3 separate regions of the Homo sapiens genome follow, and regions 1 and 3 are each linked to region 2. The links are chromatin contacts, found by Hi-C or POLR2A ChIA-PET in ENCODE. All regions are on one chromosome and are shown on one strand. The core of a region is the stretch at or near the end of the contact, and the rest is flanking DNA. Distances in the headings are between cores, read along the strand shown. Region 1 holds the start of ELAVL3 (ELAV like RNA binding protein 3). Region 2 holds the start of SMARCA4 (SWI/SNF related BAF chromatin remodeling complex subunit ATPase 4). Region 3 holds the start of ELOF1 (elongation factor 1).

Region 1 (4,632 bases), core at 339-2,838, 520 kb after region 2:
AGAGTGGAAGAGGGAGGCCCAGGCGCCGGGACCAGACAAAGGACGCGCGGCGGCGCGGGGAGCGGAGTCGCGCGGCAGGGGCGGGGGTGGAGCCGGGGTGGGGCTATAACTGGCCAGCCCCGCCCCCGGGATACGCCCGGGCTGCCGAGTGGGAATCCGAGGGCTCGGGCGAGGCCGGGCCCCCGGGGCCCTGGGGGCGGGGCCTAGATGGGCGTGCCCGGGCGTGGCCAGGCAGGGCGTGGCAGGGCGGGAGGGGCTGCGCGCTCGGGAGCTGACCAGCTCCGTGGCTGCTGAAAGCACCGAGCGCGGGGCTAGCGGTGCGGGCGAGCAGGCGGGCGGGCCGCGCTCAAGGTCACCTCGCGGCCCAGAGCCTTGGCGAGGTGGGGAGCCTGGACCTGGCCTAAGGGGGCTGTCTCGGCCTCCCACCCCATCTCCCGGGGGGCGGAGACCCGGGAGCCCAGAGGTGCCCCCCCAACCCGCGGGCCCTCCTCTCCCCTCCCCCTCCCCGCAGCCCGAGGCGCCCGCGCGAGGCTGCGGCCCGCGAAGAAGCGCCGAGAAACAAAGGGACGCGGCAGCAGCGGCGGCGGGCCCGCGGGGCCTCCGGGCGCGCCCCCTCCTCTCCCCTCCCCGCTTGCCGCAAGGTCGACGGGCTCGAGGACGAGACGCCCGCCTCCCGGGTGCGGCCGAGGCCCGGGGCGCGCGATCCGACGCCACCCGCTTTCCCAGGGCTCTCGGGGACGCTTTGTCGCTTTGGCTTGGCCCAGCACCAGTGATCGGGCCCTGCGTTTGCCTGGGCGGCCTGCGGGGTCTGGGCCTGGATGGAGGAAGCATCCTTAGCCGCCGCGGCCCCTCCCCCATCAGGCCTGCTGGAGAGGGGGCAATCCCGCCTCCAGGGCGGCGTCGGACGCCTCCCGAATCGCAGTCAGTCTCCCTAAGGCCCTCTCAGACCAAGCTCTAAGCGCCCTCAGCACTCTGGGCGCGGCCCTGCCCACTCTCAGGCCCCGAGGCTTGGTCCTACCCCCCCAACCCGGGCCTAGCTAGGCCTGGTCCTACCCCCCCCGCCGCACCCGCCCAATCTCCGCGGAGCCTGGGCCCAACTCCTCCCCGTCCCGATTCCCTTTCGGCGACAGGGGAATACCTACAGTGACCATTCTTGTGTGCCCGGCGGGCGCGGTCCGTGTTGAGGGGGGCTCCGGGGGTGGTGCACTCCTAGGGGGGCGCCCGATGCTCACGCTGGGGTCCCGCCCGGGCGGCCTCTGGTGCGGCCGCTGCAGATGTGGCGATGAAGGCGGCGGCTCCCTCGAGGGCCAGGGACGGGCCCGAACCCGGGGATGCGCGCGCGGATGGCCGGGCCCCGGGGTGGCCTGCGGGCGGCAGGGGATGGAAAGAGGGAGCGGGCGCGGGGTTGAGGACGCCCCCTGCGCGGCCCCGCGGGGCCCGGGGAGGTTGCGCTTCCCGACAGAGATCGCGGCGCTCTGCCTTTCGCCGCCGCCCCTCGGTCGGTCCTGTCCGGTCCCGTGTGTTCAAGTCCTCTCCCCTCGCCCACCCTCCCTCCCTCCCTCCGGCCCGCGCTGCGCGCTCCGCGCTCTGGACCGCGCCGCCGCCGCCCCCAGCCCTTTATAGCAGCAGCTGCCAGCGCCGGCGTCGCTCATTGGCTGCGGCGACCGAGCTCCGCCTCCTCGCGGCTCCCGACGGCGCGGCAGGTGGAAGTGAGCGCGCACTGGTCGGGACTCTGAATCCCCCAAAAGCGCATCCTAGGTGCTCGGGTTGCCAGATTTGGGCCCTCCTTCCCTCGAGGCCCTTGCTTCCTACCCTGGCACCCCTTCTTGGGCTGGCTTTCGGGCCAGGAGACGGGCTCCCCTCCTCCGTCCAGCTCCTAGAGCTGGAGGAGCCAACAGAGCGAGGAGGTATTAGTGGCCTGAATATGCGACCTTCCAGAGGTGTTGTCCACTGAGGGAACTGGACAGGGGATCAGGAACCAATATTTTAGTAGGCAGAGGCCTGGGTCCCCAGATTTGGAGGCACCAGTGTAGACCACCTCAAGACCACGGGGGAGGGTGGCTACTGTGGCCCTAGTCTTCTGCAGAAGGAGACTGGGACGCTGTTGGTTTTGAGTGAGCTGGATCCTTCTAGGGTTCAAAAGGTAAGGACTGGCACTCCCCAGTGCAAGGAAACTCCGCACTGCTCCGAAGGGGGTGAAAAGGTTTGGGGCTCAGTGTTCTGGACAATCATCGCTGGAGCCATGCAGCTCTGGGAAACCACGGATCCTTCTTGGACCCCACAGAACTGGGGTGGGTGGATCTGCCACATAAATGTCCTGGCTTTCTAGGCTCGTGATTGGTCCTCCTGACTGTGGAGTCATGCTCGCTCTCTGCTAGGGGGAACCTGGCCTCTCTCTAAGGCGTTGGGGGTGGCGCAGCCTCCTTTGGTGCGCGGGCGCCGGTGCATGTTTACGTCGGGGCGCGGGAACTAGCACACACTGGGGCGGGGTCGCCAGGGCGTGAGGCTTCAGCACCACAGACAGCAATCCGACAGTCCGGTCGAGGGCGCTGCCGGCGAGGTAGCCCAGACCCCCTAACTGGAGAGCGGCAGTCCCCACCCAATCCTCGTTCCTGCACGCCCTTTAGGCTCCAGACTGTCAGAGAGCGCCACCAGCGAGGAGAGCCTAATTTGCCCAATCAGGGGCGGCCCTTGAGATAACCAGTTACTGGAAGATGCCCTAGAGATCGAGCCAATGGGAGTGCGCGCACCAGGGGATGCTGCCACGCCTGGAAAGGGCAGGCCAATCGCAGTGGCCCGCGCAATAGGGGCGGTGGCGGTGCAGATCCCCGGGTGGCCCCTCTTGGGCTCGCCGGGGCGACCTGGCTGCGGGCGCTAGGGGCCCCAAGCGATGGTCTGTTCCCCACCCCGTGTTCCTCCCGGTTTCCGTCATCGGAAACTGAGCTAGGAGGGGGGCTGCTCCTGGGCGCGCGGACCCCGCTGCGGTTCCCATGGAAACCTGCCGGCTCCGGCAGTGCGGGGAGAGTGGAGGGGACCTGCCTCGCGGGGGGAGGGAGCTCGCGGGGGCGGCCCCAGCGGCCGGACTCGCTCATCCTTGCCGATTCTTCTGTCCCCGGCTGGGGTAGCCCCCCGGTCCGCAGCAGGAACTGAGGCATAGCTGGGGCCCCGCCTCATCCCCCGAACTGGTGAGGAACCGGCGGGGCCAATCTGCGCGTGGCGCCACAGGGCTCCCCCGGGCACGTGCCTGAGCTCGCGGCTGCGGTCCCCAGGGTCACGTGGCTGCGGCCACCAGGGCCTACGCGCCTCGCACGCCACCTAGCGGCCGCGCCTCGCTCCCCGCCCCTCTCTCTAGCGGCCCGCAGGAGGCGGCGGCCTCAGCATCCTCCTCCGGGAAATGGGGCCAGGGCAGCCGCCGCCAACTCCCCTTCCCCCCGCGGCTTCCTGTTTTAGGAACACGCCGAGCTAGTTCTACCTCGGGGTTTTGGCACTGGTTGTTCCTCTGGCCTGAGAATTTCCTCCCCCAGCTTTCTTCTGGGATAGATCTTTGTCATTCTGGTCTATGCGCAAATGCCACCTCCTCAGAGGCCCTCCCTGACCACCGACCTAAACAGCATCCCCGGAAAACAACGCATCACTCTCTCTTTTGCATGGCGCTTGTCGCTAGCTGCAAATGTTTCTCATTTTAGGGGTTTACTGAACACCTCCCCATCTCATCCCGGAGCTCACTGAGGGTGGGAGATGGGTGCCCCATAAAACAGGAGGAAGTGGAAATTAGGGTCCTGAGTTCCGGGAGATGCCCAGAGACCCCAGACCCCCAAGCCTCACCCCATCCTGTGGGAGCAGGGGCTGTGCGAGGCTGCTGGGCCCAGGGGCATCCCTCGTTCCCTGCCTCGCTTAGGAAGGGATCAAGTAGGCTGGAGACAGAGAGGGGCCTGGCACCCCAAATCATTCAGGCCTAGGGGAAGGGCATCTCCTTTCTCGCTCTTTAATCTCACTCTGCTCTCTTGACACAGTTCCAGCAATGCAGCCCCAGGCACCAGCTCCGAGAAGGATGCGGTGGGGCGGGGTGGGGAACCTGCCCAGGGGGCCCAGCTCTGGGGCGGGGCGGGGGCGCCTCCTTCCGGCCCGCGGTCCGGGCGGCCCTCGCAGCTGTCCAGGCCCCGGCAAGCCCGGGCGTGGTGTCCGAGCGGACGAATAAATAGGGGCGGTCAGTGGTCAGGTGGGTCAGGTGGGCTTGTGATCCGGGTGGCTTTTGAGCGTGTGGAACTTGACGCTGTCCAGCTTCTCGAAGCGCTTCCCGCAGCGATCGCACGTGAAGTTGTACTGCACCTCCGCAGTGTGCTTCTTCATGTGCCAGTTGAGCGACGCGCGCTGCCGGCACTGGTAGCCACAGATCTCGCACCTGCCGGGAGCCCGTGGCGGGACGGGGCGGGGTCAGAGTGGGCGGGGCGGGGCGGGGCCCTACAAGGCCGAGCGCAGGTGGAACCGGGCCCAGACACTGCGTTGGGGCGAAGCCGCCCCTGGGACCTGCTGGGATCCCCTCCCACCCAATCCTCTAGCGGCACGGGGCGGCCTGTCACTCACTGCAGGGGGGTCTCGCCGGTGTGGGTGCGCCGATGTACCTCCAGGTGG
Region 2 (4,916 bases), core at 1,254-3,753:
TCTCTTGACCTCATGATCCACCTGCCTTGGCCTCCCAAAGTGTTGGGATTACAGACGTGAGCCACTGGGCCCAGCATTTTTTTTTTTTTTTTTTTTTTTTGAGATGGAGTTTTACTCTCGTCACCCAGGCTGGAGCGCAATGACATGATCTTGGCTCACTGTAACCTCCACCTCCTGGGTTCAAGAAATTCTCCTGCCTCAGCCTGCCGAGTAGCTGTGATTACAGGCACCTGCCACTATGCCTGGCTAATTAATTTTTTTGTATTTTTAGTAGAAACGGGGTTTCACCATGTTGGCCAGGCTGGTCTCGAACTCCTTACCTCAGGTCATCTGCCCACCTTGGCTTCCGAAAGTGCTGGGATTACAGATGTCAGCCACCGCACCCAGCCTTATTGTTTGTTTCACAGGTGAAGAAAGTGAGGTGTAGATGCTCTGGTAAACCTGCCTGGTATTACCCATGCATCACCCAGGTAGTAGAAATGGAGTCGTGTTTTAAACCCAGGTCCTTCTGGGGCCTGGCTTGGTGGCTCATGCCTGTAATCCCAGTGCACTGGGAGGCTGAGCCAGGAGGACTGCTTGAGCCCAGTAGTTTGAGACCAGCTTGGGTAACACAGCAGACCTCAGCTCTACAGAACATAACAGACAAAAAAAAAAAAAAAAAAAAAAAGCTGGTGGTGGTGGCATGTACCTGTAGTCACAGCTATTTGGGAGGCTGAGGTGGATCCCTTGAGTCCAGGAGTTTGAGGCTGCACTGAGCTGTGGTTACACCATTGCACTCCAGCCTGGGTTACAGAGCAAGACCCTGTCTCTAATAAAACAAACAATTAAACAAAAACCCACCCAGGTGAGGTGGCTCACGCCTGTAATCCCAACACTTTGGGAGGCTGAGGTGGGCGGATCACTTGAGGTCAGGAGTTAAAAACCAGCCTGGCCAACATGGTGAAACTCTGTCTCAACTAAAAATACAAAAATTAGCCGGGCGTGGTGGCGGACGCCTGTAGTCCCAGTTACTCGGGAGGCTGAGGCAGGAGAATCGCTTGAATCTGGGAGGCAGAAGTTGCAGTGAGCTGAGATCGTGCCACCTCACTCCAGCCTGGGCAATGGAGTAAGACTCCGTCTCAAAACAAACAAACAAACAAACAAACAAACAAACAAACACACAAAAAAGAAAACACACAGAAGAGGCCAAGAGGCTCAGGGCCTTCACTCTCGGAGGAAGGTTTCTCTCTTTCACCACCAGCCTGTATGCATTCAAACGTGTTCTTTGCAACGACGACTTCCGTGGCTGCCCTATTTAAAATGTCCATGATCCTCCCAGTGTTCACCTCACACTGTACTATTTATTTTTTTTGAGACGGAATTTCACTCTTGTTGCCCAGGCTGGAGTGCAATAGTACGATCTCGGCTCACTACAATCTCCACCTCCTGGGCTCAAGCGATTCTCCTGCCTCAGCCTCCCGAGTAGCTGTGACTACAGGCGTGTGCCACCACGCCCGGCTAATTTTTTGTATTTTTAGTAAAGACGGGGTTTCACCGTGTTAGCCAGGATAGTCTCATCTCCTGACCTCATGATCCACCAGCCTAGGCCTCCCTAAGTGCTGGGATTACAGGCATGAGCTACCGCGCCCGGCTAATTTTTGTATTTTTAATAGAGACGGGTTTCACCATGGTGGTCAGGCTCGTTTCTAACTCCCGACCTCAGGTGATCCGGCCGCCTCGGCCTCCCAAAGTGCTGGATTACAGGCGTGAGCCACCAAGTCCGGCCTCTCATACTGCACTATTTTGCTTATTAATCTTGCTTCTTGTCCTCCTTCCCCACTAGACCGAGGGCTCCACGGCGGCTGGGACACAGTAGCAGATCAATAAATATTTGCTAAGCTAATTAATGGCACTTGGGAAGTTTTGCAGAGAAGGCGGCCACGGTCGGGCCCCGCCTTGCCTCCCCAAATAGGCCTCGCCGCCCCAGGTCAGGGATCAAAGCGGTTCCCAGGCGCGCCCTTGGCCCGCGGGAAACCACTGCCCGGTCTTGGTCCAGGCGGCCCGTCCTACGGTCCAGGGTTCCTATTTCCGAGCCTCAGGGACCTCCTTTCCCCACGGACCCCACGGCCACCGGGATCCCATTCTCCAGTTGCCCCATCGTCACCGCGGCCGCCGCCACCGCCGCCGCAGTGGCGTCCGCTCTGCGCATGCTCCGGGGCGTCAAGACGCGAGGCGTGCAGAAGGCGAAGCGTGCGCAGGCGCGGGGCCATCGCGGCCCGAGTGGGGCGGTGCATCGGACGCGCGTGCTTCCTCCGGGCCACGCCCACCCCCGTCCGCCCAGGGACGGGCGCGCACGCGCGCCGGGAGCGGAAGGGCGGGCTGGCGCGCGCACGAGGCCGGGCAGGCGGCGGAAGCTGGAGAGGCCGCCGCGGTGCTGAGGGGGAGGGGAGCCGGCGAGCGCGCGCGCAGCGGGGGCGCGGGTGGCGCGCGTGTGTGTGAAGGGGGGGCGGTGGCCGAGGCGGGCGGGCGCGCGCGCGAGGCTTCCCCTCGTTTGGCGGCGGCGGCGGCTTCTTTGTTTCGTGAAGAGAAGCGAGACGCCCATTCTGCCCCCGGCCCCGCGCGGAGGGGCGGGGGAGGCGCCGGGAAGTCGACGGCGCCGGCGGCTCCTGGTAAGGAACGCGGGCCGCGGGGGCAGCGCGGCGCGGGGCCGGGGAGGGCGGTTTGAATGGAGCCGGGGCGCCGAGGGGGGAGGGGGCTGCCGGCGCGCCCTGTGCGGGGCCGGGGTACGGCGGCGCCCGAGGGTCAAGAAGCCCAGCCGGCAGCCGCGCGCGTGGGGAAGGCCACAGTGTCGCGAGGCCGTGGCAGCGGCGGCCCCCGCGGAGCGGCGGGGTGGGTGGGGGGCCCGGGCCGCGTGGAGGCCGCGCGATCCTCTCCGCGCGCGCTCTCGCCGGGGTCGCCGGACAAAGCTCGCCCCCCTCGCCCGGCACCCCTACAGTCGCCCTCCCAATTACAGCGGCTGCAACAATAGGCAGGCGTTGGGGCTTTTCTGGCTGCGTGGTAACGGGTCCGACCCGAATGTTGCGTTTTTGGCGAAGCTGCGATCGGGGCTCAGCCAAACCTCCAGATATGTCCGGCGTCGGCCGGACACGGGCATTAGCGGTCCCCTTGGGCTAGCCGACCTCAAATTGTCTTAAAAACGTGTCATTCCAGATTTTCAAGGAAAGGTAAAGGACTCCCCCGATGCCTTGCAGTTAGTGACTTCAAAATGTTTGCCCGAATTGGGGTTGGGGATGGGGTCGGCGGCAAGTAGGGGAGCACGGAGGAAATCCTTTGCTGTGTAAAAGCATTGCTTTTCTTTTGCATCCTTTTTTCTCCTTCCCAATTGGTTTTTCAGATTAAGGCTTTTATTTTCAACGTGGACCTTTTGGGCGAGTGTTTTGTCCCGATCTTGAAGATACCAGTCTTGATTTTTTTTTTTTTTTTTTTTGGTCAGTGACTCCTTGGGGAAAGTAGCAAGGGAATAAGCGGAAAAGCCGCTTCGCAGGAATTTGAAGCAAGTTTTCAGTTTGGATTGATAGGCTGCATTCAAGCTTGATTCCTGGTGCTGTCAGTCACTTAGCACACTGTCACTTTAGGGAAGTGGCTTAACCTCTCTGAACCTCTTAGTTTTCCTCCTTTGTGAAAGCTCCTTTGTGAAAGGGGGTAATCTCCCAAATGGAATTGGTGAAAGCCTGTAAAATGGTTCCTCGCAAGCGGGAAGCACTATTGTAATTGTCTGGTCCAATCTCCCTCATTGTTCAGCAGATAACTTCTTGAGGCCCTACTAAGTGTTGGATGGTCGGGGGTTGGATCCTGGAGCCTCTGCAGTCTTGGAGGGGAGCGGGTGGTAAATGTGGGAACAAACTCTCTTGGCCTATCGTTTATTGCTCTGAACCTGCACTGTGAGAGGGACACAGCGGACAGGCAGGGGATCGGTGGTAGCCAGAGATCACGGGGGCTGCTTGGAAGAGGGGGCCTCAAAATCAGGGAGGGTGTGTAGGATTGTATTTTGTTTTTGAGGCAGAGTCTTGCCTGTCGCCCAGGCTGGAGTTCAGAGTCCCAATCTCCGCTCACTGTAACCTCCGCCTCCTGGGTTCAAGCGATTCTCCTGCCTCAGCCTCCTGAGTAGCTGGGACTACAGGCGCCCGCCACCACGCCTGGCTAATTTTTGTATTTTTAGTAGATATGGGGTTTTACCATGTTGGCCAGGCTGGTCTCAAACTCCTGACTTAAGGTGATCCACCCACCTCGGCCTCCCAAAGTGCTAGGACTACATGTGTGAGCCACTGCGCCAGGATTGTATTTTGACTTTCCCTGGCCACCTCGGACTAGCCATTGTTCCCCTCAGCTACATTCATACATCAACTTGGTCCTTTCCGGTGTAGCTGTCACCCCCAGCACCGTGAGAGCTGGGGTTGTGTCTGCCTGGCTGGCCCCACAGTACCCTGGGCCTGACACATAGTAGGTCTTTAGCGAACTTATGTGGATTGAATGAGGGGGTCCTGTGGAAGATCGCGTGACCATCTGTGTAAAAGGCTTGGTGCAGGGCCAGGTGCAGTGGCTCATACCTGAAATCCCAGCACTTGGGGAGGCTGAGGCGGGAAAATTGCTTGAACCCGGGAGTTTGAGACTAACCTGGGCAACATAGTGAGACCTCATCTCTACAAAAAATACAAAAATTAGCCGAGTGTGGTGGCATGCACCGGTGGTCCCAACTACTCAGGAGGCTGAGGTAGGAGGACTGCTTGAGCCAGAGAGGTGGAGGCTGCAGTGAGCCATTCTTGTGCCCCTGCATTCCAGCCTGTGCACCAGAGTAAGACTGTCTCAAAAAAAAAAAAAAAAAAAAAGAAAAAGAAAGCTTGGTGCAGGACTGGGGGTGGATTGTAAGGGATACAGGT
Region 3 (5,059 bases), core at 1,928-4,427, 600 kb after region 2:
GCAGGTGGGTGGGGAAACGGCAGCAGTTACCACTGAGCCCAACTCCCCTGCGAGGCACGGTGCTCAGGGCACTGTGTTTGCCATCCCTGAGCCTCCTATGGCGCCTCCTCCAACACACACACACACGACTGCTGGTTCTAGCATCGTTCCACTGTGACGGGGAGGTCAGCAGCCTGCCAGTGTCTTCCAGAATAAACAGTGGAGTTTCATTCATTATCTGCTGATCACTTCCTATGTAATACCCCCAACTCTTTCTTTTTTTTTTGAGATGGAGTCTTGCTCTGCCGCCCAGGCTGGAGTGCAGTGGCATGATCTCGACCCACTGCAACCTCCACCTCCCGGCTTCAAATGATTCTCCTGCCTCAGCCTCCCGAGTAGCTGGGAGTACAGGCATGCACTACCACGCGTGGCTAATTTTTTGTATTTTTAGTAGAGATGGGGTTTCACCGTGTTAGCCAGGATGGTCTCGATCTCCTGACCTCGTGATCCGCCTGTCTCGGCCTCCCAAAGTGCTGGGATTACAGGCGTGAGCCACCACGCCCAGCCAACACCCCCAACTCTTAACTGTGATGCTTCCAGTTCACTGAGTAAATAGAAGCAATCCAAAGACAGCTCCTAGGACCAACTCATTCAGCCATTCACCCACCCTCTTTATTTATCTAAGAGATGAGGTCTTGCTCTGTTGCCCAGGCTGGAGTGCAGTGGCATGATCACAGCTTGCTAAAGCCTCAATCCTCTGGCCTCAGCCTGCTCAGTAGCTGGGACAACAGGTGTGCACCACCATGCCCAGCTTCGGCATGCCTCCTTTACTATGGAAGTAAGTTCCTGCAAAAACAATTTGTTCATTCTGCCCTGGCTCCCATCCCCTTTTCTTTGAGCAACATCAAATTTTCCAGCTCCACTGGATCACTCTCACACACTTGTTATTACCTCTCTCCTCATTTAAAAAGGGGGAAAAAAAAACTCTTCATCCTCTTCCAGCTATGATCCTTTTCTCTGCAGGCTGTTTTAGTGTACAGCCATCTGCATTCCCACCCATCTCTCTGCACCCCTTGCCTCCAAACTTAGGTTACTGGTGGCTCCATACTGCAAATCCCAATGGCAGTCCTCCCATTCCAGAGGTCCTTCCTCCCCTGAGAGCACATGTGGCTCTCAGGATGCCATGTGCTCCCTGTCCTCTGCCTCACTGGTGGCTCCTGCTAGTCTCCTATGCTCCTGCCTCTCTGCCAACTTGCTCCAATGAAGAGAGCACGTGAGTTTGGGCCAGGCGCTGTGGCTCACGTTTATAATCCCAGCACTTTGGGAGGCCAAGGTGGGCAGATCACTTGAGGTTAGGAGTTGGAGACCAGCCTGGCCAACATGGTGAAACCCCATTTCTACTAAAAATACAAAAATTAGCTGGGCGTGGTGGCACATGCCTGTAATCCCAGCTAATAGAGAGGCTGAGGCAGGAGAATCGCTTGAACCTGGGAGTCGGAGGTTTCAGTGAGCTGAGATTGTGCCACCGCACTCCAGCCTGGGCAACAGAGCAAAACTTCATCTAAAAAAAAAAAAAAAAAAGGCTGAGTGCAGTGGTTCACGCCTGTAATCCCAGCACTTTGGGAGGCCGAGGTGGGCAGATCACGAGGTCAGGAGTTCGAGACCAGCCTGACCAACATGGTGAAACCCCATCTCTACTAAAAATACAAAAATTAGCCAGGCATGGTGGTGCACGCCTGTAATCCCAGCTACTCGGGAGGCTGAGGCAGGAGAATCACTTGAACCTGGGAGGCGGAGGTTGCAGTGAGCCGAGGCACTCCAGCCTGGGCAACAGAGCAAAAAGCCCATGAGTTTAATTGTTGGATCCTCTCCTTTCTGGCTATACTCACCACATGAAGATTTCACCCAGTCTTAGGGCTTCATGCCTACTCTACACTGAGGCCACCTGCTTCTCCAGCCTTGAGTCTGAACTGCAGACTCTGATCTATCTGCCTCAGCCACACCTCCACCTGATGTCTAACTTCCACCTAAGATTAAACATATCATGTCCAAAACCAAGCCCCTGACATTGCAACCTGCTCTTCCAGTCTTCCTCATCTCAGCTAACAGCAATTCCATCTTTCCGGATAATCAAATCAGAAACCTTGGATTCATCCTCAATGTCTTTTTCCCTCACACATTCCTTATGCGATCCTCCCCCTGCCCCTCTACCTCTGAAATATAAATTAGCCGCGGCACCACGCCCAGCTAATTTTTGTATTTTTTGTAGAGACAGGGACCCACCATGTTGCCCAGCCTGGTCTGGAACTCCTGGGCTCAAGAGATACTCCCGCCTCGGCCTCCCAAAGTGCTGGCGTTACAAGCATGAGCCACCGTGCCCAGCAATAACCATTACTGAATAAATCACTCAATCAGTTTGCTTGTAACTCTATCACTTTGGGACGTCACGCCCGTAATCTCATCACTTTGGGAGGCCCAGGTGGGAAGATCGCTTGAAGCCAGGAGTTCCAGACCAGCCTGGGAAACAGAGTGAGACCCTTCATCTCTACAAAATTACAAAAATTAGCCTTGAGTCTGTAGTCCCAGCTACTCGGCAAGCTGAAGTGGGAAGCTTGCGCCCAGGAGGTCGAGGCTGCAATGAGCTATGATCGCGCCACTGCACTCCAGCCTCGGCGACACAGCAAGACTCACTCTCAAAAAAAAAAAAAAAAGTCCAAACAAAATCTACGGATGAGCCCCAGAAGCTCATTTTGCCCAGGGACTACAGTCTCCCCATCCCATGAATGGGGTCTGGCTTGCACAAGGAATGCAGAGGCCTCAGCCTGTCCTGTGACAACGTTAAGTCCAAGAGCGCCAAAAGGGGATGGCAGAGGAGTCATCCCCCGAATCTGCTGGTACCCAAGAGGTGGGGGGTTGGCTGTTCCTCCAGACTCACTAAAGCTTCGGCATCGCCTCCCGACGGCCGCCGGGAGGAGCCAGGCGTCCCGGTAGTCGCGCTTGGAAGGATGGGGTCGGGGGGAGTCAGTCTCCCCGACCGGCTTTCCCCCAAGCTCGAGGTCCCAGGAGCCTCCTCCAGGACCCCGTAAACGCACGGAGTAGAGGAACTTCCAGTCCTGCCCACCCCCAACGCCCACTCGCACGAGCCGCACCAGCACTCACCTTCTCCAGCTGCGAAAGCTCCGTTCACCCGGGAGATAGTGACTTCCGACTCCTGCCGGAAGCGGAAACCCCTCTCCTACTTTCAGGTCCCGGCCACCCCCATCCCGGACAGCCCAGCAAATAGGCCCTGCCTCCTTCGCCGCTCCTCTGAGCGCACGCGTACTCAAATAGCAGCGCTCCGACGGAGACGCAGTGCGCCTGCGCAAGAGCCGGTGCGTATTTGCCTGTACCTACGCGCGATGCCAGTACTTCTGGTCAGTTTCCAGGAGCGGCAAGTGAGGAATATGAAATAACCTTATGGCTGAATCAGGGTGAAGGGGAAGCTTGTAAGCATGGAAGACGCTCTACTCAAACTAAAAAGTTCAAGTTCTGATCCAGCAGATGAAGAGGGAGGCCTGAGAGGCTGCTGTTCTAACTCGCTCCCAGGTGACTTCCATGCTGCTGATCCGCAGACCACATTTTGAGTGCCCAGATTGTAGTAGATGAGGTTGAGTGGACAGGCTGGGGCCAGATTCCATGGAGCCTCGTGGGCCGTGTTAAGGATTTTTATTTTTTATTTTTGTTTTATTTTATTTTATTTTTTTGAGACGGAGTCTCACTTTGTCGCCCAGGCTGGAGTGCAGTGGCTCGATTTCGGCCCACTGCAACCTCCGCCTCCCAGGTTCAAGTGATTCTCCTACCTCAGCCTCCCGAGTAGCTGGGATTACAGGCGCCGGTCACCGCGCCCGGCTAATTTTTGTAGTTTTTTTTTTTTTTTTTTTTTTGAGTAGGGATGGGGTCTCACCATCTTGGCCAGGCTGGTCTTGAACTCCTGACCTCGTGATCCACCCGCCTCGGCCTCCCAAAGTGCTGGGATTACAGGCGCGATCCACCCGCCTCGGTCTCCCAAAGTGCTGGGATTACAGGCGTGAGCCACCGCGCCCGGCCAAGGACTTTTATTGGTTTTTATTTTTGGTTTTGTTTTTTTCTGAGACAGGGTTTCGCTCCGTCGCCCAGGCTGGAGTGCAGTGACGCCATATGGGCTCACTGCAACCTTAGCCTCCCGGGTTCAAGCGATCCTCCTGCCTCAGCCTCTTAAGTAGCTGTGATTACAGGTGCGCACTACCATGCCTGGCTAATTTTTGTATTTTTAGTAGAGATGGGGTTTCACCATGTTGGTCAGGCTGGTCTCGAACTCCTGACCTCAAGTGATCCATCCACCTCGGCCTCTCAAATTGTTGGGATTACAGGCATGAGCCACCACACCTGGCCTGAAAAAGATATTTCAAGATGGAGAGAGAGAGGGGTTAGCTGTGTCACGTGTCCCTGAGTTGAAGAAGATGAGGAAAGAGAATTGACAGTTGAGTTTGGCAAGGGTCTGGTCCCTGCGGACCTTGATAAGAGCTGTTGCATTAGAGTGTTCAGGAAGATAATTTGTAATGAAATGTATTTCGAATACAGATGCTCTTTGATTTACGATGGGGTTACATCCCGATAAACCTATCATAATCAAGTCAGGGGCTGTCTGTAGAGGGATCTCTAGGATATCCCCTAGGGGGCAGTGTTACCCTGGTAACCGTCAAGTGTAACCAGTAGAACTGCCCTCTTGTGAGACCCTTTTTCAGTGCTGGAGCAAACTAGAATACACACAGGATGGAATCATACTATACAGTTACCGTGCAACTTGCTATTTCCACTTAACCATCTATACACGTATACCTAACTTTTGTTTTTAGTAGCTACATGATTCATAGTGCAACTCTGCCATAGTATAATCAACGGTTATCCTACTGATGGACAATTCCTGGACTTTCCTGAGTTTTGCCACTGTGATGATGCAGTAAATGTCCCTGAATCAGTATCCTTAAGACTGGATCTTTAGTGAAGCATAGTTTTCAAAAAATGACATTTGTGAGTACAGTGTCTCACCCCAGTAACCCCA

Evidence for each region. A loop is a pair of places that touch in the nucleus more often than their neighbours do. ChIA-PET counts read pairs that join two places held with the same protein, here RNA polymerase II (POLR2A). Pooled maps may share reads with other maps.
Region 1: a loop to region 2 is called in a pooled map, with 8 times the contacts of the local background. The contact joins the promoter of ELAVL3 here to the promoter of SMARCA4 in region 2. A Hi-C loop is called at or near these places in 5 of 50 pooled maps. POLR2A ChIA-PET finds 5 or more read pairs at or near these places in 4 of 52 experiments (H1, activated CD8-positive, alpha-beta memory T cell, activated T-cell and 1 more).
Region 3: a pooled map shows a loop between it and region 2 (6-fold over the local background). The contact joins the promoter of ELOF1 here to the promoter of SMARCA4 in region 2. A Hi-C loop is called at or near these places in 9 of 50 pooled maps. POLR2A ChIA-PET finds 5 or more read pairs at or near these places in 2 of 52 experiments (GM12878 and naive thymus-derived CD8-positive, alpha-beta T cell).

What each region holds. Positions count from the first base shown.
Region 1 is chr19:11,479,458-11,484,089 of GRCh38, forward strand. It overlaps ELAVL3 (ELAV like RNA binding protein 3), which reads right to left and starts at 1,589. Exons shown (of 7, transcript NM_001420.4): 1 at 1,143-1,589. The coding sequence starts at 1,151. ZNF653 (zinc finger protein 653) reads right to left here. Exons shown (of 9, transcript NM_138783.4): 8 at 4,585-4,632; 9 at 3,972-4,402. The coding sequence ends at 4,225. RefSeq lists silencers at 107-301, 2,676-2,925, 2,956-3,395.
Region 2 is chr19:10,958,527-10,963,442 of GRCh38, forward strand. SMARCA4 (SWI/SNF related BAF chromatin remodeling complex subunit ATPase 4) reads left to right here and starts at 2,504. Exons shown (of 35, transcript NM_003072.5): 1 at 2,504-2,648. RefSeq lists silencers at 2,232-2,651, 2,702-2,761, 2,812-2,871.
Region 3 is chr19:11,556,053-11,561,111 of GRCh38, forward strand. ELOF1 (elongation factor 1) reads right to left here and starts at 3,178. Exons shown (of 4, transcript NM_032377.4): 1 at 3,139-3,178. RefSeq lists an enhancer at 4,502-4,796.